Linked DNA regions of Homo sapiens: region 2 is linked to region 1. A link is a loop called in an ENCODE intact Hi-C map of the cell type or tissue named here. Cell type or tissue: B cell. All regions are shown on one strand. Each heading gives the region's core, and the rest is flanking DNA. Links, peaks and the distances in the headings are about the cores only. Region 1 has its middle 8.0 kb from the start of MIR4752. Region 2 overlaps LAIR1 (leukocyte associated immunoglobulin like receptor 1).

What was found. Hi-C counts contacts between places; a loop is a spot of excess contacts. Peaks named below come from ENCODE experiments on the same cell type or tissue, not always from the same donor. Only the 100,000 strongest peaks of a DNase experiment are listed, where the experiment ranks them.
Region 2: it touches region 1 in a loop (12-fold over the local background); 1 of 110 quality-filtered maps calls a loop at or near these places.

What each region holds. Positions count from the first base shown.
Region 1 is chr19:54,283,728-54,296,457 of GRCh38, reverse strand. No RefSeq gene overlaps it. Among named protein-coding and RNA genes, the nearest start is that of MIR4752, 8.0 kb to the right of the region's middle. RefSeq lists an enhancer at 10,502-11,003. In B cell, for the core only: no CTCF peak of the experiment used is centred there; DNase peaks (open chromatin) are centred at 6,387, 6,703, 7,427, 9,937 and 1 weaker place; H3K27ac peaks cover 865 bases; H3K27me3 peaks cover 1,735 bases.
Region 2 is chr19:54,347,390-54,358,494 of GRCh38, reverse strand. LAIR1 (leukocyte associated immunoglobulin like receptor 1) reads left to right here. Exons shown (of 10, transcript NM_002287.6): 5 at 1,529-1,567; 6 at 1,876-2,004; 7 at 2,097-2,139; 8 at 2,228-2,265; 9 at 2,489-2,541; 10 at 3,081-7,111. The coding sequence ends at 3,227. Among named protein-coding and RNA genes, the nearest start is that of LAIR1, 12 kb to the left of the region's middle. RefSeq lists an enhancer at 938-1,457. In B cell, for the core only: CTCF peaks have their summits at 4,390 (motif pointing right), 6,026 and 6,242 (motif pointing right); DNase peaks (open chromatin) are centred at 4,384 and 6,114; H3K4me3 peaks cover 1,097 bases; H3K27ac peaks cover 3,423 bases.

The DNA.
Region 1 (12,730 bases), core at 2,568-10,567:
AAATCAGAAGAGGGCAATTTGGTAATAAGTTAATATGAAATACAATGAATATACCCAAACCAGTAGCTTTCTCATGGGTACTTACCTCTTGTTTAAAAAATATAAAGGAATCAAATACTTCACTTATAAGTTGTCAAAGGTGTTGAATAATTTGTCATATGAGTTACCTCTGAATATGTCTCTTCTCCTCTGTTTTGATTCTCAGGAGCAGCTGAGACCCTCAGCCCACCACAAAACAAGTCCGACTCCAAGGCTGGTGAGTGAGGAGATGCTTGCCGTGATGACGCTGGGCACAGAGGGTCAGGTCCTGTCAAGAGGAGCTGGGTGTCCTGGGTGGACATTTGAAGAATTATATTCATTCCAACTTGAAGAATTATTCAACACCTTTAACAATGTATATGTGAAGTACTTTATTCTTTCATATTTTAAAAATAAAAGATAATTATCCATGAGAAAGCTACTCGTTTGAGTATATTCATTGTATTTCATGCTAACTCACTACCAAATTACCCCATTCTAATTGCTTTTCTATGGATCTCCTCTAATTTCCTGATGAAATGTATACAAACCATGAGACAATGGAGATTTTACTTATTTCTATATTGCTTGCCAATATTTCTCACTTCAAATATCAATATGTATGTAACTACATCTTAAATATCTAAAGTTTTACATCTATACATATTTATGTGTGGTTATATAAGTTACATTTGAATATGTGTGTAAGTATTTCCAAGTTCACTTGATAAATATATCCATATTCTTAATATATTTGATGGCCAGGCGCAGTGACTCATGCCTGTAATCCCAGCACTTTGGGAGGCCAAGGCGGGCAGATCACCTGAGGTCAGGAGTTTGATACCAGCCTGGCCAACATGGTAAAAGCCCATCTCTACTAAAAATACAAAAAAAAATTAGCCAGGCATGGTGGTGCGGCCCTGTAGTCCCAGATACTAGGGAGGCTGAAGCACAAGAATCACTTGAACCCGGGCGGCAGAGGTTGCAATGAACCGAGATAGTGCCACTGCACTCCAACCTGTGCGACAGAGTGAGACTCCATCTCAATAAAAATAAAAATAGGCCGGGCACAGTGGCTCATGCCTACAATCTCAGCACTTTGGGAGGCCGAGGTGGGAGGATCATGAGGTCAGGAGTTCGACACCAGCCTGGCCAACATGGTGAAACCGCCATCTCTACTAAAGATACAAAAAAAGTAGCTGGGCGTGGCGGCGTGCACCTGTAATCCCAGCTACTCGGGATGCTGGGGCAGGAGAATTGCTTGAACCCAGGAGACGGAGCTTGCAGTGAGCCGAGATCACACCACTGCACTCCAGCCTGAGCAACAGAGCAAGACTCTGCCTCAATAAATAAATAAATAAATAATAAAAATAATAAATAAATAAATAAGACATTTGATGTGGTAGGAGTTTACATGTTTGTTACTGGTCTAGATTCACCTAGATTCACACTTTGTAAAAGCAGAAATACTGATTTATGAACCTCTAATAGCACCACTATTTAGCAGACAGATATTTTTGGATGGGGGCCGGGGGGAAGGTATCACATCATTCTAGGTTTTCCTGATTATATGAAGAATTAGTTAATTAGATTAATTGGACAATGAAAACCCAGGTGAAGGGGAGGCAGCCCCAGACTTTCACCGCTTTGTGCTTCTGACATTCGGGAGCCCCTGAGGACCAACCCCTCATCCAGGGAGCCTGGGTCCTCAGCTGGTGGATCCGTGAAACTCTCATCTCCGGGGGAATTGGCTCATGTGCTCCCGTGTCCCAGGCTGCACAGACAGCACACAGGGCTCAGTGACCTCTGTACTGGGGACCACTTTCCTTGCAGATCCTGAGCCCTCAGGGTGAAGGAAAACTCTCCCCCAAATGACTCAAGAGCAACATTTGGATTTGTAGAAAGCAGGAAAGCTGAAATAATTCATTAAGAAGAACGGAACGAACACTGCTACAGAGGAAGAGTTTACTAAGGAACTCCTTAGAACTCATGTCAGGAGACAGGGGAAGATAAGAATGCCGAGCCCATGGGAGAGGCTGGCTCAGGGTACTTCTCCTTTGCTTTGATTCTCAGGAGCAGCTGATACCCTCAGCCCATCACAAAACAATTCAGACCCCAAGACTGGTGCGTGAGGAGATGCTTTCAGTTATGGGGCTGGCACAGAGGGTCAGGTCCTGTGAAGGGGAGGTGGGTGCCCTGGGTGGACATCCAGAGGTCCTGGGTGATGTTGATCTGCCCTGACCTCTGTGGTCTCTTTGCCCACCATCCCCAACCTCACACCCCCAGGATTACACAGTGGAGAATCTCATCCACATGGGCAAGGCTGGCTTGATCCTGGTGGTCCTCAGGATTCTGTTATTTGAGGCTCAGCACAGCCAGAGAAGCCCCTAAGATGCAGCTAGGAGGTGAACAGCAGAGAGGACAATGCATCTCTCAGAGTGGTGAAACCTTGGGAATAGATATGGTGATCCCAGGAGGTTCCGGGAGACAATTTAGGGCCAATGCTATCTGGACTGTCTGCTGATAATTTCTAGAAGGAGGAATCAGTGTTGGATTGCAGAGATATTTTGCAGGGTGATCCATGGAGGACCATTAACATGTGATACCTTTCCTCTCTATTAATGTTGACTTCCCTTGGTTGGATCCCCTTCTTTTCCCACCCCTAGACATGAGGCTACATCCCACATGGCAGGGCTGGATCCACACCTCTGCACATCTGTGTGCTCTGGTCCATGGTGTGTAACACAGTCTTCTTTATTCCTCATTGCCATACTCCCTGGTGTGCTTTATTGAGCCTCCATCTCTTCAGTTCAGAGTTCCAAACGTGCTTCAGTAACTAAATCAATGGGAGAGTATCAGATTTCAACCAGGAAAAGATAAATCCACCCTGATGCCCTGACACCCTCTCCAAACCCTACAAGCCCTTCCCTCCTTCTCAGATGCTACCTGTGTATCTTCTCCTCAGATCACTGTGTAACCATCACTGCCATCCTGTTCCACACATTGTCATCATCCTACACCCATTCAGCAGCCACTCCCCATTCCCTCTTCCCTCCAGCACCTGCTAACCACAAGTGTGCTTTCTGTCTCTACGGATTTGCCTATTCTGTCTGAAAACATTTCAATCTCCTTTGACCTGTGAGCTCCTCACTTCGAGACTTCCTGCCTTTCCAGGCAGAACCAAAGTACACCACGTCAAAAGCAATGATAGGCATTTGCAGTGTGTTGGTGATCCACGAAAGGAAAATCACGGAAGTAGGATAGAAATCCAGCTGCAGACAAGACCTCAGGTCGATGAATCTTGTCAAGCAGTTGAGCTGTTTCTTTCTACTCACCTATGACAGTCAGACAGAAGTATGCAAAATGACTGGGGCTGATTCTTTTCTGAATTGTCCCAAACAGCAAGAGGACTTGAGTCCTAGCATTAAAGAGTTCAACATATCTAGGTCCAAGACGACTGTTGTGTTTGAAGGATGTAAAGCTTTGCTGTATAGGATAGAATGTTTGGAGGGAGGATCCTGAGAAAACATGAAGGACCAAATATTCACAATCTACTCTCTAGAATAAAGAAATCTTATCATTCACCATCTACCCTCTAGAGTAAACAAATCTTATCATTTGCCGTCTACCCTCTAGAGTAAAGAAATCTTATCGTTCGCCAGTTACCCTCTAGAATAAAGACATCTTATCATTCACCATCTACCCTCTAGAATAGAGAAATGTTATCATTCACCATCTACCCTCTAGAATAAAGAAATCATATCATTCACCATCTAACCTCTAGAATAAAGAAATCTTATCGTTTGCCATCTACCCTCTAGAATAAAGAAATGTTATCATTTGCCATCTACCTTCCAGGATAAAGAAATCTTATTAAGGACATTTTCAAAGCCTTAACAGAATATGAATGATTACAATATTATGTTTTACCTATACAGCGTCTTCCAAGTTCTAGTTTGGTTGTGCCAGGCCAAACATTTGAGCCAGATTTCGGCAAGATCAAGCAGGAGACTCTGGCATCTGTCGCTGATTACCTTCCCACCATACCCGGCCACCAGCCTTTCCCATGGACCCCCACATGTGTCTCCAGACTCTCGGGTACGAATCCTGTGAACACACTGACCTCCGCCTTCTGCATGACTGATCAGCAATATGAAATTTGCATAAACACAAATAGAAAATATACTGTCCCCACATTCCCTAAAATAAAACTGGGTCCTCGCCCATGGGCTTTTGCTGGATTATACTAACAAAAGGCAGGTCTTATAACACACATTCCATAGACTCACATCTCAGAGAATGTTGGTTCCACAGGCTCAGGATCCTGAACACACTGCTCCACTCTCAGGGCTCAGAGACATTCTGCATGTGGGTCTTCACCCCATTCGGGAGCCCTAATTCCTTCTTCCTCGGTTTTTCATACAGTGATTTTTCCCAGTCATCTTTAATACCTTCTTTTTTTAAAAAAATAAATAAAGATGAGTCTCACTATTTGCCCTGGCTGGTCTTGAACTCCTGGGCTCAAGTGATCCTCCCCGCTCAGCCTGCAAATCCCTTCATGCCCAGCCCTTACAACTTCATTAAAACACAAAATTTTAGTTTTTATTTCTAAAACTTTTTGGATTATGTTACATTTTGTTGAATATTAATATTTCCAATAGATATTTTACTAGTATACCTTTCTTCACTTACTGATTGTAAATTATCATTTCATTTTAGATGGTACTATTGTGTTTCATGCCTAGGTGTGATTGGGGTACTGGGCTATTTAACTTATCCTTCAGTGGATGAATTACTCTTTTACATACAGGATTAAAAAAAAAGAAAAATTTGGAATAACTTCACCTATTTAGTTAAGTATTCACTCAATTATATATTTTCGAATGAGGATTCATTTATCCTTGCCTTTAGAGAAGACACGTTCTAATTCCACTGTAGCTGAACTCTGAGTACTCACATGTGTACATGCACACTGACTCATACATGTGTGCCCGTGTGTGGTTGCATTCATGTGGGCATGTCTGTGTGTGATTTTCAAATACTTGCCTGTTTCTCACTTACATCACTGTGGCATCTCATATTCTACATTTTGGATTCATTGATTCTTTTTTTTTTTTTTTTTTGAGACGGAGTCTTGCTCTGTCGCCCAGGCTGGAGTGCAGTGGCACAATCTGCGCTCACTGCAAGCTCCGCCTCCCAGGTTCACACCATTCTCCTGCCTCAGCCTCCCGAGTAGCTGGGACTATAGGCGCCCACCACCACGCCCAGCTAATTTTTTTGTATTTTTAGTAGAGACGGGGGTTTCACCGTGTTAGCCAGGATGGTCTCGATCTCCTGACCTCGTGATCCGCCCTCCTCGGCCTCCCAAAGTGCTGGGATTACAGGCGTGAGCCACCGCGCCCGGCCGGATTCATTGATCTTCCAACTGGATGATATCATTTAAAATTGCCTTCACTGAGCATGAAAACAGTAATATCTAGTAACTTGCAGCTCAGAAAATGCCTTCTTTTTCCTCCCACTCTCTCTATCAAAATAGATGAAAACATTTCTGTATTAGTTAAAGGGTAAGTATAACACCTGGAAGAGAAAGCACATCTGATGATTTGAGAGATCCACCCTCCAATCCCTCCTCAGCCCTCACGAAGGGGAAGCCCAACCAGACAGCTTCACAGGTCCGTCTTGCCCTGAGCCTTCTTCTGTTTAGGAATTGGTCCCCTGCTGACCCCTTTACCTTTCAGGTATTAACCTGAGTAAGTATAGAATTCCTCACTTGCAGTTAGTCCCCTGAGAGTACTCTCTTAGCATCTCCTTCCCTTATCTTTTTACTATCGGGAAGTCCAGTCCCACTGAGAAGCAATGCTATTGACATGTTGAGTTGAAAATCACAAAACACAAAAATGCATTTTAAATTACATAATTCAGTCTAGCATATGTATTTTTTAATTTACTCCTATTTTTCAGTTTATCATGAGAGGTCAAGATTTGCATTTTGGCCAGGCGCGGTGGCCCACCCCTGTAATCCCAGCACTTTGGGAGGCGGAGGCAGGCGGATCAGGTGAGGGCAGGAGTTTGAGACCAGCCTGGCCAACGTGGTGAAGCCCCATCTTTACTAAAAATACAAAAATTAGCCGGGTGTGGTGGTGCGTGCTTGTAGTGCCAGCTACTCGGGAGGCTGAGACAGGAGAATCGTTTGAACGCGGGAGGTGGAGGTTGCGGTGAGCTGAGATTGTGCCACTGCACTCCAGCCTGGGCGACAGAGTGAGACTCTGTCTCGAAAAAAAAAAAAAAAAGATTTGCATTTCATGCTTAAATGTATGCACACTAGTGACTTAATTACTTCCTCCCTGAAGACCCCAATGGCACCAGACACAAATGCTCTGTCAGTTTTAATTTTCTCTTTAATGCAGGCGCTTCTCCTTCTGACAAGCTTTCATTTCTCATTTTCTGGACATGACTGTGATAACGGGGGTGTTGATGAAATATTATGAGAAGCATCTCTCAAGGGCAGGAACAAAGGGGCTCTCCTTAGTGGAAACATCAATCTCAGGCCTTGATGGTGGGCGCCAGCATCCCTTCATGCCCCCACCCCTCCTGTCTTCACCTGCTCTGGAAATTACCCATGGCTGAGCCCCCTGCAGTCCCCAGGCTCCAATGACCCAGCTCCCCTGTGATAAATGGGGTTCATCACAGGCTCCAAATGAGGAAACCGAGGCTCAGAAATGGGAGGTTACTGCCCAAGGTCACACAGGCAGGGGGTGACACATGAATATTTAAATAAAGACAAGATTTCCCCTCAAAGCAGAGTGCTAACCCCACGTATTGTCCCAGAACCTTGAACTCAGGAGCACAGGATGGGAACAGGAGTGTTTGAAAGAAGACAGGGGCACCAAGAAGGCAGAGTCAGGTCAATGTTGTTTCCAGGGAGACGGGGGCAGATGCTGTTGCGATGAGTGAATGAGAAGTTCGTGAAGGGAACGTTTTTGCATAAAGAAAACCCACACTCCAGTTCTGGGGAAAGAGTCATGATTCCTTCCCTTGTCTCCATGTATTTCCCTTTTCTGTTCATCGCCACAATAAAGCTCAACTGGAACTGCACAGCAAGATGCGAGATGAGTCTCTGCTGATGTGAGTCTGCCCCGCAGCCTGAATTTGCATCTTCCCTGAAGCTTCCCCAGGACTGGTGAGAAGACTGGCCATGGTAGGTTCCCCACAAGGGTGTGTTTATGGGTGAGCTGAAGGAGAGAGGGAAACCCCACGAGGAGTCTCTGAGAGGAAGGAAGAACCCTCCGTTGCCTTCACCTGGAAGGGACCAACTCAGGAAGGCACCACGTCCATTTGCAGCTACGTCCCGGCCCTCAATGAGACGAGGACATGTCAGGCAGACAGTGAAAGGAGATCAGGAGAGATGCCATGCGTGTCTGAAATATCAGCAGAAAGCCTGGTGCCTGTCTCAAAGGATGGTTCAATATATGCAAGTCAATAAAGGTGACTCACGACATAAACTAAGAACAAAAAGCATGTGATAATCTCAAGCGATGCAGATAAAGCATTCGAGAAAGGCCAAGTCCTGGGAAAACATGAGCCAGCGGGGTCCGGGACAGCTCACCACCCATGGAGATGCTGGTGGGAAAATCCTGTAAGTGGGAGTAAGGAAGGAGACCACTACTACTCCTGCTGCCCTCCTCCCCCCACCTTGCCTAGTTCACAAAACAGGAAGAGAGAAAAAGCCAAAAGTTGGAAAAATACAAAAGTAAGATAAATAGCCAGACAACCTTGGCACCACCACCCGGCCGTAGGAGTTAAAAAAAGTAATAATAATAACATCAACCCCTGACCTAAACTACTGGTGTTATCTGTAAATTCCAGACACTGCATGAAAAAAGCACTGTAAAACTTTTTGTTCTGTTAGCTGATGCATATAGCCCCCCACAGTCATGTTTCCCACGCTTGCTTGATGTATCACGACCCTTTCACGTGGACCCCTTAAAGTTATAAGCCTTTAAAAAGGCCAAGAATTTCTTTTTCGGGGAGTTCGGCTCTTAAGACGCGAGTCTGCCCACGCTCCCAGCTGAATAAAAACCTCTTCCTTCTTTAATCCGGTGTCTGAGGAGTTTTGTCTGCGGCTCGTCCTGCTACAGGAGAGCCCTGCCTCTCTGTGCCATGACTGTCACTCCCATGGCCATGGTCCACTTCACTGAGATTTGACGAGGGGAAAGGGAGATTCTAGCATGAGAGGGACCCTGCCCCACAGATAGGCCCTGGTCCAGTAGGAGACCCCAGGGGCTAGGGAGGATCCCATTCTCATTTTCCTGGGAAAATGTTTTCACTTCTCCCCATTCAATTTGATGTTGGCTGTGGGTTTGTCACGCAGGGGGTGTTGGTATTTTGCGGTATGTTTCTTTCATGCCTAGCCTGTTGAGGGATTTTATCACGAAGCGATGTTGGACTTTCTTGAAAGCTTTATCTGCATCTATAGAGATGATCATATGCTTTTTGTTCTTAGTTCATGTCATGAGTCACTTTTATTGACTTGCATATATTGAACCATCCTTTCTTCCCTGGAATCAAGCCAACTTGATCATGATGAATTATGTTTTTGATACACTGTTAGATTCCGTTTGCTAGTATTTTCTTGAGGATTTTTGCATCTGTGTTCCTCAGATTTCTTGGCCTGTAGTTTTATTTTTCTGTTGGATCCTTGTCTGATTTTGCTATCAGGATGATACTGATTTTGTAAAATGAGCTGGCAAAGAATCCCACTTCCTTGATTTTTGGAATACTTTCAGTATGATTGGTACCAGCCCTCCTTCGTACATACAGCTAAGTTCAACTGCGAATCCATCTGTTCCTGGACTTTTTTGCTGGAAGATTTTTAGTACTGATCCTTTTTCATTGGTTGTTATCGGTCTGTTTAGAGTTTCTATTTTTTGCCTGTGCAATCTTGGGAAGTTGTGTGTGTCTAGGAATTCATCTATTTTCTCCAGGTTTTCTAGTTTATGTGCATAAAGGTGTTCATAGTAGTCTCTGATGATCTTTTGTATCTCTGTGGTGTTGGTTGTAATGTCAACTTTATCATTTCTGATTGTGCTTATTTAAATCTCCTTTTTTTGGTTAGTGTAGTCAGCCATCTCTCAATTTTATTTATACTTTCAAAAAACCAACGTTTTCTTTCATTGATTCTTTGTAATGTTTTTGTGTCAGTCTCATTCTTTATCTGTCCTTTCAGAGTTTCCATTGTTTTCAGCATCCATCACTAGCGAGCCAGTGCGATCCTTTGGTGGTGCCACAATATTCAGATTTTTCACGGCGTCAGAATCCTTACACTGATTCCTTCTCATCTGGAGAGGCCTCCACTTACTCTCTTCGAATTTATTTTCGTTTGGATGGGATTTCTTTTGCACATTTTCCCCCAGCCCCGCAGGGAGGGTGACTGTAGAGCATGTTGGGAAGGGTCTTTTGGCTTTTCCCATGGCTTTGGGAGCTTCTGCAGCAGGGTTTGCATTGGGCTGTGCAGCTCAGATTGCAGGCCAGGAGCTGGTGCTTAAGGGTAAGAGCCACGCTCGGCACAAGCAGGTGGATGTGGACCTGGTGTGTTTCCTGTGAGGTGCTGACTCTTGTTTCAGGGGAAGGGCTGGACCGTGGAGTGTCAGGTGCCCTGAGCTTCCTGTTCCACAGGGGCGAGGGAACACCCCTGGGCAGAGCTGGAACCCCCGGCTTGCCCACAGATATCCCAGTGATGAGTGCAGGCACTAGTCCTGATGGACATGGCTGGAGCAGCTCCTAGTGAAATGCCCTGAGGTCTCTGCGGGGAGTGAAGGAGCTACACCGTTTCCAGTCCCATAGGGAGGAACGTTGTCTGTCTCCCTATCACACCCGTGCTCCAGGGCTCATGAGTCTCAGTTCAGACACACACTCTTGTCTCTCCCCAGGCCACAGTGTGGCTGAGGGCAGTGGGAAACACCTGCCTTGCCACTCTCTGCAGGCGTGGTTCCAAGGCAGAGCCTCCTCCCTCAGCCCAGTGCAGACCCTGAGCGGCTGTCTGTTGTCTGACGCGGTAGCTGCTTCATGTAGGTGGGATGTGGGGCTTCTGCCTCTCTGGATGGGAGAGTGGACGTCAGTTGTGGTGGTGTTGCTGGCTGGGTGGGCCCGACCTCAGGCCCTGGGGTGAGTGGTCAGGTGCCAGCAGGTAGGAAAGGGCAGGTAGTTCCCGGATCACAGGCCCCTAGGTGGCCGGCTGGACAGCGTGTGTGAGTCCTGAAGGGGCTGGACTGGGTTTCGGCTGCTCCGGGGTTCAGATGCTGGCTGTGATGGGGAGGGATGGGCTGGTCCCCAGGTCACCGGCAGAACCTTCAGGCGGGGCAGGCAGAAGGCTCAGGTGGTAGAGCCTGCGGCAGATCACAGGCCTGTGGGGACTGGGCTCTCAGAAGGGCTGGGGGCTGCAGCTGAAATGTCCAGGTGGGGGCAGGGTGGCTGTGCTGTGGGCCTGTCACTAGGGAGGGCAGCGCCCCTCGGCTGGGGCACTGGAGACTGGCAGCTGTGAGGCACAGGGCCCGCTCACACTTCCCTCCTGAAGAAGTGTCACTCGGTTTTGCTCTGGGGACACGTGAAAGTGCCAGGCCTCCCCACACCCTCCCTGGGCCTGGGGCAGCAGGGGCAGAGGCAGAGGTGGCAGTGACTGCAAAGGGCTTGTCAGGGGCCTCTGAGCATTGGGCTTTCAGAGGGCACCGAGCCAGGGCCACGGTGTTCGGGTGGGGGCAGGACGGGTGACTGGGGCCCTGCAGCTGGCAAGCCCCATTAGCAGGAAGGAAGCCCCATTTCGCAGGAAGCAACAGAGGTGGGCAGCTGTGTGGTGCTCAGCTTGGCTGCTCCTGTGCCCCAGCTGTCATACTTATTCTGGGGCCCACAGAGGTGCCTGGCCTCCTCCCTCCCTGCTAAGGCAGTGGCAGCTGGACCCAGGCTGCTCAGGGATCAGAAGCCTGTGGGATTCCACGTGGGCTCCAGTGGGGCCTTGGTACAGTCTCCAGGAGCAAACTGTGGGCCTCTGGAGGCCCAGAGGGGACAGGCGCTCTCCTGTGGGCAGGATCCTAAGGGCCCACAGCAGAGGTGTAGATGCCAGGGACCCCTCACTCACTCACCCCTTCCCTGTGTTAGGGAGGCTCTCACTCATTCACCCCTTCCCCGTGTTAGGGATCCTCTCACTCACTCACACCTTCCCCGTGTTAGGGATCCTCTCACTCACTCACCCCTTCCCCGTGTTGGGGAATCTCTCACTCACTCACCCCTTCCCCGTGTTGGTGAATCTCTCACTCACTCACCCCTTCCCCGTGTTAGGAGCCTCTCCTGGCTCCCACCTTTTCTCTTCTCTTCTCTCCATGTCCTCATGTTTCTCAGGTGAACCCCAGCATCCTCTTGGAAGATCCACTTGACCTGTTGGTATTTACTCGCTATTTTGGGTCCTCTTAGTGAGTAGGCAGACTCCAGCCCTTTCCATTCAGCCAACTTGAACCTCAGCCCCCAGTCATTTTCTTGCACTTTTTACTCTTGGGAAATCCAGTCCCAATGTGCTTGTCTTTCATTGGACAATAATTTTCATTTTCTCCAGTAGTTTTAAAATTACTTTGTATCTATTCTAGGTATCTTTTACTCTATCATAGTTAAGACATTGATGTTATTTATGAATTTGTTCACGTTAAACTCATGTTCTTTCTTCATTTCTATAAAAATGTCAACCATTTTCTTTGCAAGTATTTACTGAATAACATACTCCTTATTTCCTTCATTCTGAAAGTGTGATCCAAAGAGAGATATCTGTTTCCTCTTTTCATTCCATTTCTTGTGTGCATTAATTATCTTTTCTATTTTTTTCATTTCTAGTTTTTCTCTGATGACTAATGAAAAATTTTAGTAAATATTCTACACCAATACAATGTTTATCATTTCAGCTGTGTCTTGTTCTGGATGAAATTATTTCTAAATGTGTTAATATAATTTACTATTTTCACATCACAATAGCTTCCTAATTCATTTCTACAATTGCCTGTTTTTTCTCTAACGGACTCTTTGATTTTTATTCCTCTGGGGTGGGTTTTTCTCCCACACACCTGATCTTCCATATAGGGTTTCTCCCCAGGCTGACTCAGGAAGGAAAGCTGATGAGGGCATTGCTGTAGCCGCTCCTGCCCTGCGGTGTCCATGCTCCCAAGCTTAGAATCACCTCTGTGTTATGCCCGGCATGGCGGGGTCCATGTGAGCCTCACACTCCAGGGTCAGAGATGCCCGGTCCAACAATGATAAAGCGCATCTGTGTCATGCACACCCGGGAAGGTGGCTCAGTGCTGAGTGTAGCCCGGGTCACTGAGTCATCCCAGGGTCTGTCCACAAACACAGAAGAGGGGGAGTCACAGTCTCTAAGGTCCCACAGTTTCCTCCACTTTTTTCCTTGTTCTGAGAGTGAGACAAAGGGCCATGACTGTTCTGTGGGTTGGACAGATGCATGTTTCCACCTGCAGGCTGGAACCCAAGCTGAGGTCTTGAGCATCCCCAAGTACTGATAAAGCACTTTAGGTTGTTTCTAGAAAACACTGAAAAATTAACCCTTTTGCTAAAAGTGTAGAAACAAGCCCTCCCCTGAACCAAATTCCTGAAACTCTCAGGTTAAACTTCGTAACCCCATCCCTTCACTGCAGACTCCCAATAGAAAAGTTACAGGTGC
Region 2 (11,105 bases), core at 1,168-9,167, 63 kb before region 1:
GCATATACAGATAAAAATATATGATTTGCAATGTAGAATTTCAGACCTATAATTTAAATTATATTATATATGTTTACATCATAATATATATATATATTATATATATATTATATATATAAGGAAGATAATTATATAATAAAACATGTTAGTGTATCACTACATATGACTATAGTGTATATTATATATTATATGAAAGATATATTTACAATATATAGTATAATAAATTTCAAGTGTTATAGTTAATAAATAAATATAGGTATTAATGTAAATATATTATCTATTATGTATACATTATGTATAACTATAATAGAAAAAATATTTTATATTTAATCATAGGTTTATATCAAATATAAATTATACATTATATATTATAGTGAATATATGTAACATATATTATAAGTTATAAATCATATACAATTAACATTATATACATTAAATTATATGTATATGTCAAGATTACATAATTAAAAATATATTTGTTATATATTATACATTTGCATAATACATGATACATATAACTATAAATAATATAAAAACTGTAATATTGCACATATATAATACATATGTAATTTTAAATGGTGGCAAATGTTATGAAGACCAAGCCCAGGAAGTCATGGTGTAGAATAACGGGTGGTGTCCTGGACCTTAGACCGTGGACGAGGCAGGAGGGAAGGACATTCCAAGAGAGAATGTCTGCCTTTCTTGAAGGATATTGAAGATGCTGCCTCAGCCCCGGGGGAGGGGAGGGACCGCTGTTCCTGGAAGAGGGACGCTTGGCTCGGACCCTGGGTTTGGGGGAGCCCCTCAGGACCCCATTTAGCCACCTGGGAATTGGGTAGTGGCGTGCACTGTGCAGAGGAGGGTGAAGGTTGGAGGAGATGACGGGCGGGCCTGCAATGCGCTGCGTAGGGAGCCTGGGCGGTGCCCCACACACTCGCCCGCTAGCTGCAGGGCTTCAGGAAAGAGGAGCACATCGGGACTTGGATTCTTCCCACAGGAGGGCGGGTTACATCCCCGTCAGAGGGTTGCCGGGAGGGCAGATAAAATCAGACATGAGGATTCTTGCCCTCTGGTGGGAACCCAGAAGGAGGTCAGGGAGGGAAGGTCTCCCTTCCTCTTGTTGCGGGTGGTTGGTCTCTGCCTAGATCCGCAGAGGGCAGAAATTAGCGATGTCTACTACAGCTTCACGCCCAGGAAACGCGCTGTATCTGCACCGTCCAGTAGGGATGGCATCAGGCCCGTGGGGTCACTGAGTCCTGGAGGTGCAGACGGTGCAGCCAGCTTCTCATGCCATTCAACTTTGGATAAATTTAAATATCAATAGCTATGTGTGACTCTCATGCTGGACAGTAGATGTAGAAAGTTTCCATCATCACAGAAGACTCTGCTGGTCGGTGCTGGTCTAGAGGGAGCAGTCAGGGTCCTGGGGAGTGAAGGGAGATCCCCACAGTGGATGTGGGAGGACTCAGAGCCTTCTCTGTCCAGCTCAGGACTCTAACTCCTCCTCCTTCTGATTCCTCCCTCCCAGGACCCACGCAGAGGCCGTCGGACAACAGTCACAATGAGCGTGAGTGATGGGGGCCGTGGAGCATGAAGCTGGTGTGTGCCTCTTGGGGAAGGAGAAAGAGGTCAGGCTTTGGGGTTGATCAGATTCCTGCTCTGCCAATGGCAGTCTGTGTCCCTGTGCAGAGGACTCCAGCACTCAGGACCCCGGTGGTGGAAGAAGGGGATAACGATCCCTGTACTGCAGGACTATTATTTACCTAAGATATTTTATATATTAGTAAGTCTATGAAACGCACGTGACGTGTGTGTGGTATACAGTAGGTGCTCAATAAATGCACACTGCTGAAATCCTGTTTCTGTCTTTCTTAGATGCACCTGCTTCCCAAGGCCTGAAAGCTGAGCATCTGTATATTCTCATCGGGGTCTCAGTGGTCTTCCTCTTCTGTCTCCTCCTCCTGGTCCTCTTCTGCCTCCATCGCCAGAATCAGATAAAGCAGGGTAGGTCTCAGGGGCAGGGTGGGGTGACCTGGGAAGCTGTCAGGAGAGGCTAGGAAGAAGGTCTCCTTAATTCACACCCCGACTGTCCTTAGGGCCCCCCAGAAGCAAGGACGAGGAGCAGAAGCCACAGCAGAGGTGAGGCCCCTGGGAATGACTCCTGGACCTCCACCCAGTCCTCGGCCGCCAGGCTGCCCCTGAGGTTCACTTTTATTTTTCCTCTTAGGCCTGACCTGGCTGTTGATGTTCTAGAGAGGACAGCAGGTAAAGGGGGAGGAGGAGGGACAGGCCTGGGATGGGGAAGTGGGGACTTGGTGCCAATCCAGATGCAATGTGGGGGGTGGGGGGAAGAATCTTTGGGAACATTCTAGAAGGTCGTATTATACATTGGGTGCAGGATGTCATCGGAAGCTGGGGGTGGGGGTCTCAGGCAGATTTGCCTTGCGACATCCTCCCCAGAAAACTGACCATGTATTTTCTCCCCAAGACAAGGCCACAGTCAATGGACTTCCTGAGAAGGACAGAGAGACGGACACCTCGGTGAGCCTTCCTACTAGTTATTAAAGTACCCCAAATTTAGCAGCTTAAAAAAATCTCAGTTCCTTGGGTTAGGAATTCAGGAGTGGCTCAGCTGGGCGGTTCCGGCTCACGGCCTGTCCTGAGGTTGCTGTCGAGAGGTCGCCCAGGGCTGTGTGCATCCGAAGGCTCCCGTGGGCTGGAGGATCCACGTCCAAGACGCTCACTTCCCCGGCTGTGGGCAGGAAACCTCTGTTCCTCTCACAGGGGCCTCTCCACACAGCCGGCTTCCCCCAGAGGGAGGGATCCAAGGATGGGTGGCAGGGAGGGGACAGAAGCACCATGTCTTTTGGCTCAGCTTGGAAGTCAGGAGTCTTCCCTTCTGCCTTGTTCATTGTCACGTAAACCAACCCCAATACCCTGTGGGAGGGCTCTTCACACGGATGCAATTTAGGAGAGGGTCCTCAGGGCCCATGGAGATGGCCGCCACAGCCCTCCCTCCCCACAGCCCCTCGTCTCACCCTCCACCAGGCACTCCCTCACCCTGGGTCTCTCCCTCTTAGGCCCTGGCTGCAGGGAGTTCCCAGGAGGTGACGTATGCTCAGCTGGACCACTGGGCCCTCACACAGAGGACAGCCCGGGCTGTGTCCCCACAGTCCACAAAGCCCATGGCCGAGTCCATCACGTATGCAGCCGTTGCCAGACACTGACCCCATACCCACCTGGCCTCTGCACCTGAGGGTAGAAAGTCACTCTAGGAAAAGCCTGAAGCAGCCATTTGGAAGGCTTCCTGTTGGATTCCTCTTCATCTAGAAAGCCAGCCAGGCAGCTGTCCTGGAGACAAGAGCTGGAGACTGGAGGTTTCTAACCAGCATCCAGAAGGTTCGTTAGCCAGGTGGTCCCTTCTACAATCGAGCAGCTCCTTGGACAGACTGTTTCTCAGTTATTTCCAGAGACCCAGCTACAGTTCCCTGGCTGTTTCTAGAGACCCAGCTTTATTCACCTGACTGTTTCCAGAGACCCAGCTAAAGTCACCTGCCTGTTCTAAAGGCCCAGCTACAGCCAATCAGCCGATTTCCTGAGCAGTGATGCCACCTCCAAGCTTGTCCTAGGTGTCTGCTGTGAACCTCCAGTGACCCCAGAGACTTTGCTGTAATTATCTGCCCTGCTGACCCTAAAGACCTTCCTAGAAGTCAAGAGCTAGCCTTGAGACTGTGCTATACACACACAGCTGAGAGCCAAGCCCAGTTCTCTGGGTTGTGCTTTACTCCACGCATCAATAAATAATTTTGAAGGCCTCACATCTGGCAGCCCCAGGCCTGGTCCTGGGTGCATAGGTCTCTCGGACCCACTCTCTGCCTTCACAGTTGTTCAAAGCTGAGTGAGGGAAACAGGACTTACGAAAACGTGTCAGCGTTTTCTTTTTAAAATTTAATTGATCAGGATTGTACGTATTCAAGGTGTAAAATGTGATAATTTGTCGTACACGTACATTGTGCAATGACAGTCACAATCAATTCCTCAGCGCACCCATCGCCACAGATACGATACATTAGATATTCTGAACTTGCTCATCTTAGGACTTCACATTGGTGTCAGTGTTTTCTGACAAATCACGTGTATCAGGAATGAATGAGGGAGGTGTGGCTGGGTGAAGGCAGAGAGCCGACCCTACAGGTCCACATCTGCACATACATGCACAGGAATGCATGCTCTCACACACATGCATACACACACGCACACACACAGACATGCACATACACTCACACGCCCCAGGAAATCCAAGGAATCACTGAGCCTGCTGTTGGTTGAGGCATTTCTGAGTATCCACCCTACCTGTAGGGTCAGATGTACTGATTGACACAGAAAATTACCCTATGTACCACTAGGAGGCGGCAGAATCTCATTTGGGTTAATCTGTGTTTGTCTTTAAAAAACAAAAACAGGCCGGGCATGGAGGCTCACGCCTGTAATCCCAGCACTTTGGGAGGCTGAGGTGGGCGGATCACGAGGTCAGGAGATCGAGACCATCCTGGCTAACACGGTGAAACCCCATCTCTACTAAAAATACAAAAAAATTAGCCGGGTGTGGTGGTGGGTGCCTGTAGTCCCAGCTACTCGGGAGGCTGAGGGAGGAGAATGGCGTGAACCCGGGAGGCGGAGTTTGCAGTGAGCCGAGGTGGTGCCACTGCACTCCAGCCTGGGCGACAGAGCGAGACTCCGTCAAAAAAGAAAAGAAAAGAAAAGAAAGATTTTTAAGAATTCAGCAAAAACTCAGCCAGCTCTTTCTATGGGGCAGTTGCTAATTTAGTTCTAGGCAAACGTGGACACATTAAATTCTCCTACAAACCCTCCACAGCGTGCTCTATTATTTTCCTCATTTATAAAAACAGAAACTATGGACCGAGACATGAAGTAACCTGTCCAAGGTCGGCCAAGTCTCAGAGACAGGGGCTTCAGACCCACCTGAGGCTCCTGACTCCACATTATGAACCCCGGGATGGGCTGCAGCTCGGTCTGCTGGGAGGTTTCTGTGCTGGTTCAAAGAGGGTGGTACCTGACTGGCCTACCCAATTTTAATTTGTACTGAGCTTTAATTTTCTATTTGTGCTCAGGTTTAATTTCCTCCTGGGATCTGCTTCCCAGTGCTGTACTCTGTATCTTTGCTTTCTTGTGTGAACATTGTGACCGATTTTCCCTGTTCTTCACGTGGGACACATTCTCCCTGCTCTGTCTGTCTCTGTCCCTGTCTCTCTTTCTGTCTTTCTCTCTCACTGTGTGTCTCTCTGTCTCTCTCTCTCTTTTTTTTTTTTTTTGAGATGGAGTTTCGCTCTTGTTGCCCAGGCTGGAGTGCAATGGCACAATCTTGGCTCACTGCAACCTCTGCCTCCCGGGTTCAAGCGATTCTCCTGCCTCAGCCTCCTGAGCAGCTGGGATTACAGGCATGCACCACCACACACGGCTAATTTTTTGTATTTTTGTTAGAGACGGGGGGCTCTCCATGTTGCTCAGGCTGGTCTTGAACTCCCGACCTCAGGTGATCTGCCCACCTCAGCCTCCCAAAGTCCTGGGATTACAGGCATGAGCCACTGCGTCCAGCCGTCTTTGTCTCTTTTTCTACATCTCTGTCTTTCTTCTCTGGTTGTTTTTCAACCATCAGCTGGGTGTTTTCTCCCATAACGTCTTGTTTGTTTGACTATGAGGTTGACAGGTGGGTACATGAACTCTATAGCAGAAGGTGGACAGTCTGCACATAGCAGAGGATGGGTGAATTTTTCTACCCCTTGCAGAGCACAGGAGAGCTGAGCAGATGCCAGTGTCTGCTCCAGTGTAAGGAAGTCCAGGAAGTTCAGGTGGTGAGGTCACAGTGGAAAGCAGGACAGATAGAGTTTAGGGGAAATTAAGCAAAAATACCACACTGTTATTTCTTGACATATTAGTGGAAAGAGGAAGGGCCCAGAGAGAAGACAGAAAATTAGATGCAGGGGCTTGTTTTTTCTCTTGACTTGCCAACCCGCCCAACGCAGGGGCCAGAACTCAGGGTGGTGAGATCTGGGAACATTGCTGTGCGGAGAAGATGTCCCTCCTGCTGCACGGGCCCCCAAGCACCACCTGGGGGAAGAGCCATGTTTAATTCACCTGGCAGTGCAGTGTGGCCAGGCAGAGAGGGAGGGCCTACCCTGTGCTTATGATCCCACCCCAGTTCCCCTGGGGTGTGCCCTGGCGGTGAACACCAGGAGGCTGCAGTGGGGCCCAACGTGAAAGGGAGGAGCAGCCTCACCGGGGCCAGATGGGGCAGCAGCAGATATTCACAGATGTCCCTGTGAGTAACCAGGGCAGAGGCCAGGGGTCTGGCCTTCCCTTTCTTGGAGCCCTGGGCCAGCTGGGCAAGGCGTTGAGAGAAAGATTACCCGGTGACCTTTATCAAAGCAGAGTAAGGAGGGCTTTATTCAGAACCATCACTGTAGGTACCAGGACCCCAGCGGTGGGATTTTGTAGTAGGGGAAAGAAAATGGGCTCGACGTTGAATACAGCATGAACAAGTGAGAATGTTTGTTATACAAACTATAGGGTGGACTTTTTTTTTCTTTTTTTTAACTTTTTTTTACCTTTTAGTGTAAAACTGAACATAGAAAATAAATTCATGAAGAAGGGATATTTTCTGAGGGTGTCCAGGGCTGCCCAACACCTCGTCTACCTTCTCTGTCATAGCCCCATTTAAAACACTCTCTCTGGATGAATACACCAAACCTCACAGTCTTTGCTCTCTTGCTAGGAAGAGGAGCAAGAGCGTGTTTCACTCTTGGCTCCTGCTTACACACCTGCTGTCCAATGGAAACTACTACTTAAGACATTTAAAAATAGTTGTGGTGATAGCATGTTGTGTTTTGGTTGGTGATGCCAGTTAGTCTCTGAAAACTTTCTGTGATGAGTGTAAAATTCTACACCTTAATCTCCTTTCTTGTAGGATCTGGGAAGCAGTATGCACTTGATTGCACCAAAGATTTTACGTTCATAGAAAATTTCTGGCATCTGTGTGAAGAAAGTAAACTATATCTTCCATTTAGACAAATAAAATATCTTTTTGATAAAAGGTGACTATATGTTTAAGGCTTAGGGAGAAGAAAGAATCAAGGAATATAAATGTGTTGATGTCTAAATGCAATTCTGACACTTAACCAGAGTTAAAAGTGCTTTGAGAGTCCCCAGAGCTCTGCACCTGCTCTACATCTACTGGGATTTAGAGCTAAAGCTTCCTGAAACCGTTGTTCTGCTTGGTCCTTCAGCAGTGACAACCTGTTCTGTTCCAATTGCTAAGATCTGAGTTGTGAGAGCTGCGGGATGGGAATTTTCCTGTTGCCGTTCCAAGAAGTAAAATGTGCCTCATTTAGTCCTAAATTGTACCTCCATAAAAATCACTTTGGGCCGGGCGCAGTGGCTCACGCCTGTAATCCCAGCACTTTGGCAGGCTGAGGCGGGCGGATCACGAGGTCAGGAGATCGAGACCATCCTGGCTAACACGGTGAAACCCCGTCTATACTAAGAATACAAAAAAATTAGCCGGGCGTGGTGGCAGGTGCCTGTAGTCCCAGCTACTCGGGAGGCTGAGGCAGGAGAATGGCGTGAACCCAGGAAGTGGAGCTTGCAGTGAGCTGAGATCGAGCCACTGCACTCCAGCCTGGGTGTGACAGAGCGAGACTCTGTCTCTAAAAAATAAATAAATAAATAAATAAATAAATAAATAAATAATAAATCACTTTGATAAAGAAAGGACAAGGTCTTTATTTTTTCATGAATTATTGCCGTTATTTAAGGGCATACAGAGCCATCATCACAGCTGGTCTAGGATTCACAGATATTTTCTTGTTGCCTTTATTTACCATCCAGCTCAATTTATTTAGTACACTATATATATTCATTTCTGAAATTGCTTTCTGCTTTTACAGACCCCTCCTCCTTCTCCTATTTGGATTTATTGATTGATCTCCAGAACAAAGTTGCTAAATTTATTACATTTGTTGTGATAAAACATTTTCTTCGCAACAAAAGAAAAAGATTTGTGCACATATACTACGTGAAATGCGTGTTATTTTCTCATTCTTCCACCTTCTCCCCATCCTCTATAACACTGGGGCCAAACTGCTATTGATTATTGTACATTCTTTCGGAAATGTCTTTGATTTTTCTAAAGCATCTTTTTCTTTTAACTAATCTGTACTTTACCAAGATTCTAATTTCCCAAATTTTCATACCAGTTAAATCACATCATAACTTAATAAGTTGTTCATTATTAAAGAAATACAATGTTTTTCAACAATAAAGACAGTCCTATTTTTGATGAATCCTAATTTGAATTCTTTAAAAACCATTTACATTTCAGATCATTATAAAATTTTCGTTAAATTAAACATGACTAAGAAAGCCGGCCAGGCGCGGTGGCTCACGCCTGTAATCCCAGCACTTTGGGAGACTGAGGCGGGCGGATCACGAGGTCAGGAGTTTGAGACCAGCCTGGCCAACATGGTGAAACCCCATCTCTATTAAAAAGACAAAAATTAGCCGGGCGTGGTGTCCTCCCTCCATGCATCCTCAGGATCTGTGTCCTCCCTCCATCCATCCTCAGGATCTGCGTCCTCCATCCATCCACCCTCAGGGTCTGTGTGCTCCCTCCATGCATCCTCAGGATCTGTGTCCTCCCTCCATCCATCCTCAGGATCTGTGTCCTCCCTCCATCCACCCTCAGGATCTGTGTCCTCCCTCCATGCATCCTCAGGATCTGTGTCCTCCCTCCATCCATCCTCAGGATCTGCGTCCTCCCTCCATCCATCCTCAGGATCTGCGTCCTCCCTCCATCCACCCTCAGGATCTGCGTCCTCCCTCCATCCATCCTCAGGATCTGCGTCCTCCCTCCATCCATCCTCAGGATCTGTGTCCTCCCTCCATCCATCCTCAGGATCTGTGTCCTCCCTCCATCCGTCCACCCTCAGGATCTGCATCCTCCCTCCATCCATCCTCAGGATCTGCGTCCTCCATCCATCCACCCTCAGGATCTGCGTCCTCCCTCCATCCACCCTCAGGATCTACGTCCTCCCTCCATCCATCCTCAGGATCTGTGTCCTCCCTCCACGCATCCTCAGGATCTGTGTCCTCCCTCCATCCACCCTCAGGATCTGTGTCCTCCCTTCATCCATCCTCAGGATCTGTGTCCTCCCTCCATCCACCCTCAGGATCTGTGTCCTCCCTCCATCCATCCACCCTCAGGATCTGTGTCCTCCATCCATCCATCCACCCTCAGGATCTGTTTCCTCCCTCCATCCATCCTCAGGATCTGTGTCCTCCCTCCATGCATCCTCAGGATCTGTGTCCTCCCTCCATCCATCCTCAGGATCTGTGTCCTCTCTCCATCCACCCTCAGCGCCCTCTTTCAGAAGATCTGCCCAGAGCATTCTGGTCTTCTTGATGGCCTGGTCTCTCGGTGGGAGAAGCTCTTCCTGGCTATGTGTGGTCAGCCATTGTGGTCCTTTTCTGGTCTTTGAATGTTTCTATAACAGCACTTATAATCATTTGCAGTAACATACAGTTGAGCTTTGAACTCCACAGGTTTGAACTGTGCAGGTCCACTTGTATACAGATTTTCTTTCAATCATAGTTACACGAGTGTGCCTGCCTTTCCTGCTTCCCCTCCCACCTGTTTTACCGCATTTTCTTTTTCTTTAGGTTTTATCTTTAAGTTTATGAGTTATATTTAAAAATATTTTTGCATCATATCTATTCAAGAAAATACACTTATATTTCTAAACCAAAACAAGAAACAAGACACAATTATATCCGTCTAATTTTATTTAATCTCTTCTGCATGGTTTCTCTCTCTCACACAAGTATCCACTTTTAAAGGTTTAGGTCAGGCATGGTGGCTCACGCCTGTAATCCCAGCACTTTGGGAGGCCAAGGCGAGCAGATCACCTGAAGTCAGGAGTCCAAGACCAGCCTGGCCAACATGGTGAAACCCTGTCTCTACTAAAAATTTAAAAAAAAAGAAAATTGGCCAGTGTGGTGGTTGTCAGGCCTCTGAGCTGAAGCTCAGCTATTGTAACCCCTGTGACCTGCACATATACACCCAGATGGCCTGAAGGAGCCAAGAAGTCTGGGGCAGCCGAAAAACCACAAAAGAAGTAAAACAGCCAGTTCCTGCCTTAACTGATTAACCAACATTACGACATTCCACCATTGTGACTTGTCCCTGCCCCACCTTAACCGATCAATCAACTTTGTGACATTCTTCTTCTGGATAATAAGTCTTACGATGTCCCCACCAGGTACCTTGTGACCTCCTCCTCTGCCAACAATAGATGACCACCTTTTACCGTAATTTTCCATCACCTACCCAACTCCTATAAAGCAACCCCTTCCCCATCTCCCTTCGCTGACTCCTTTCTCAGACTCAGTCCACCTGCACCCAGGTGAATTAAAAGCTTTATTGCTCATACAAAGCCTGTTTGCTGGTCTCTTCACATGGACACGCTTGGCAGTGGTGCATGCCTGTAATCCCAGCTACCCAGGAGGCTGAGGCAGGAGAATCGCTTGAACCCAAGAAGTCAAGGTTGCAGTGAGCAGAGATCGTGCCATTGCACTCCAGCCTGGGTGACAGCATGAGACGCTGTCAGGAAAAAAAAAAACAAAAAACAAAACAAAAAAACTTGACGGGAGGGTTAATTACCATCTTCCTACAACGAGGAAAATGGATGGGGCAGGGGAGGATGTCACCTGCTGAAGGTCAACTGACAGTAAGTATGAACCCTCATGCCTTAAACCAAAGCTTGGGAATTTCTTCCAGTGAATGCTTTGGCCCAAAGCATGGAGACAGAATTCACGGTATCAAATGAAGAGTTATGGACAGGGGAAGAAGAGGTTGTAAATGACTTGGAGATTTGATGGAGTTCCCACTTATAAGTGAGAACATGTGGTATTTGGTTTTCTGTTCCTGTGTTTGTTTACTAAGGATAATGACCTCCAGCTCCATTCACATCTCTGCAACAGACATGATCGCGTTCTGGTGCTGCTACTTATAGAATTAAGAAAGTCGGAGG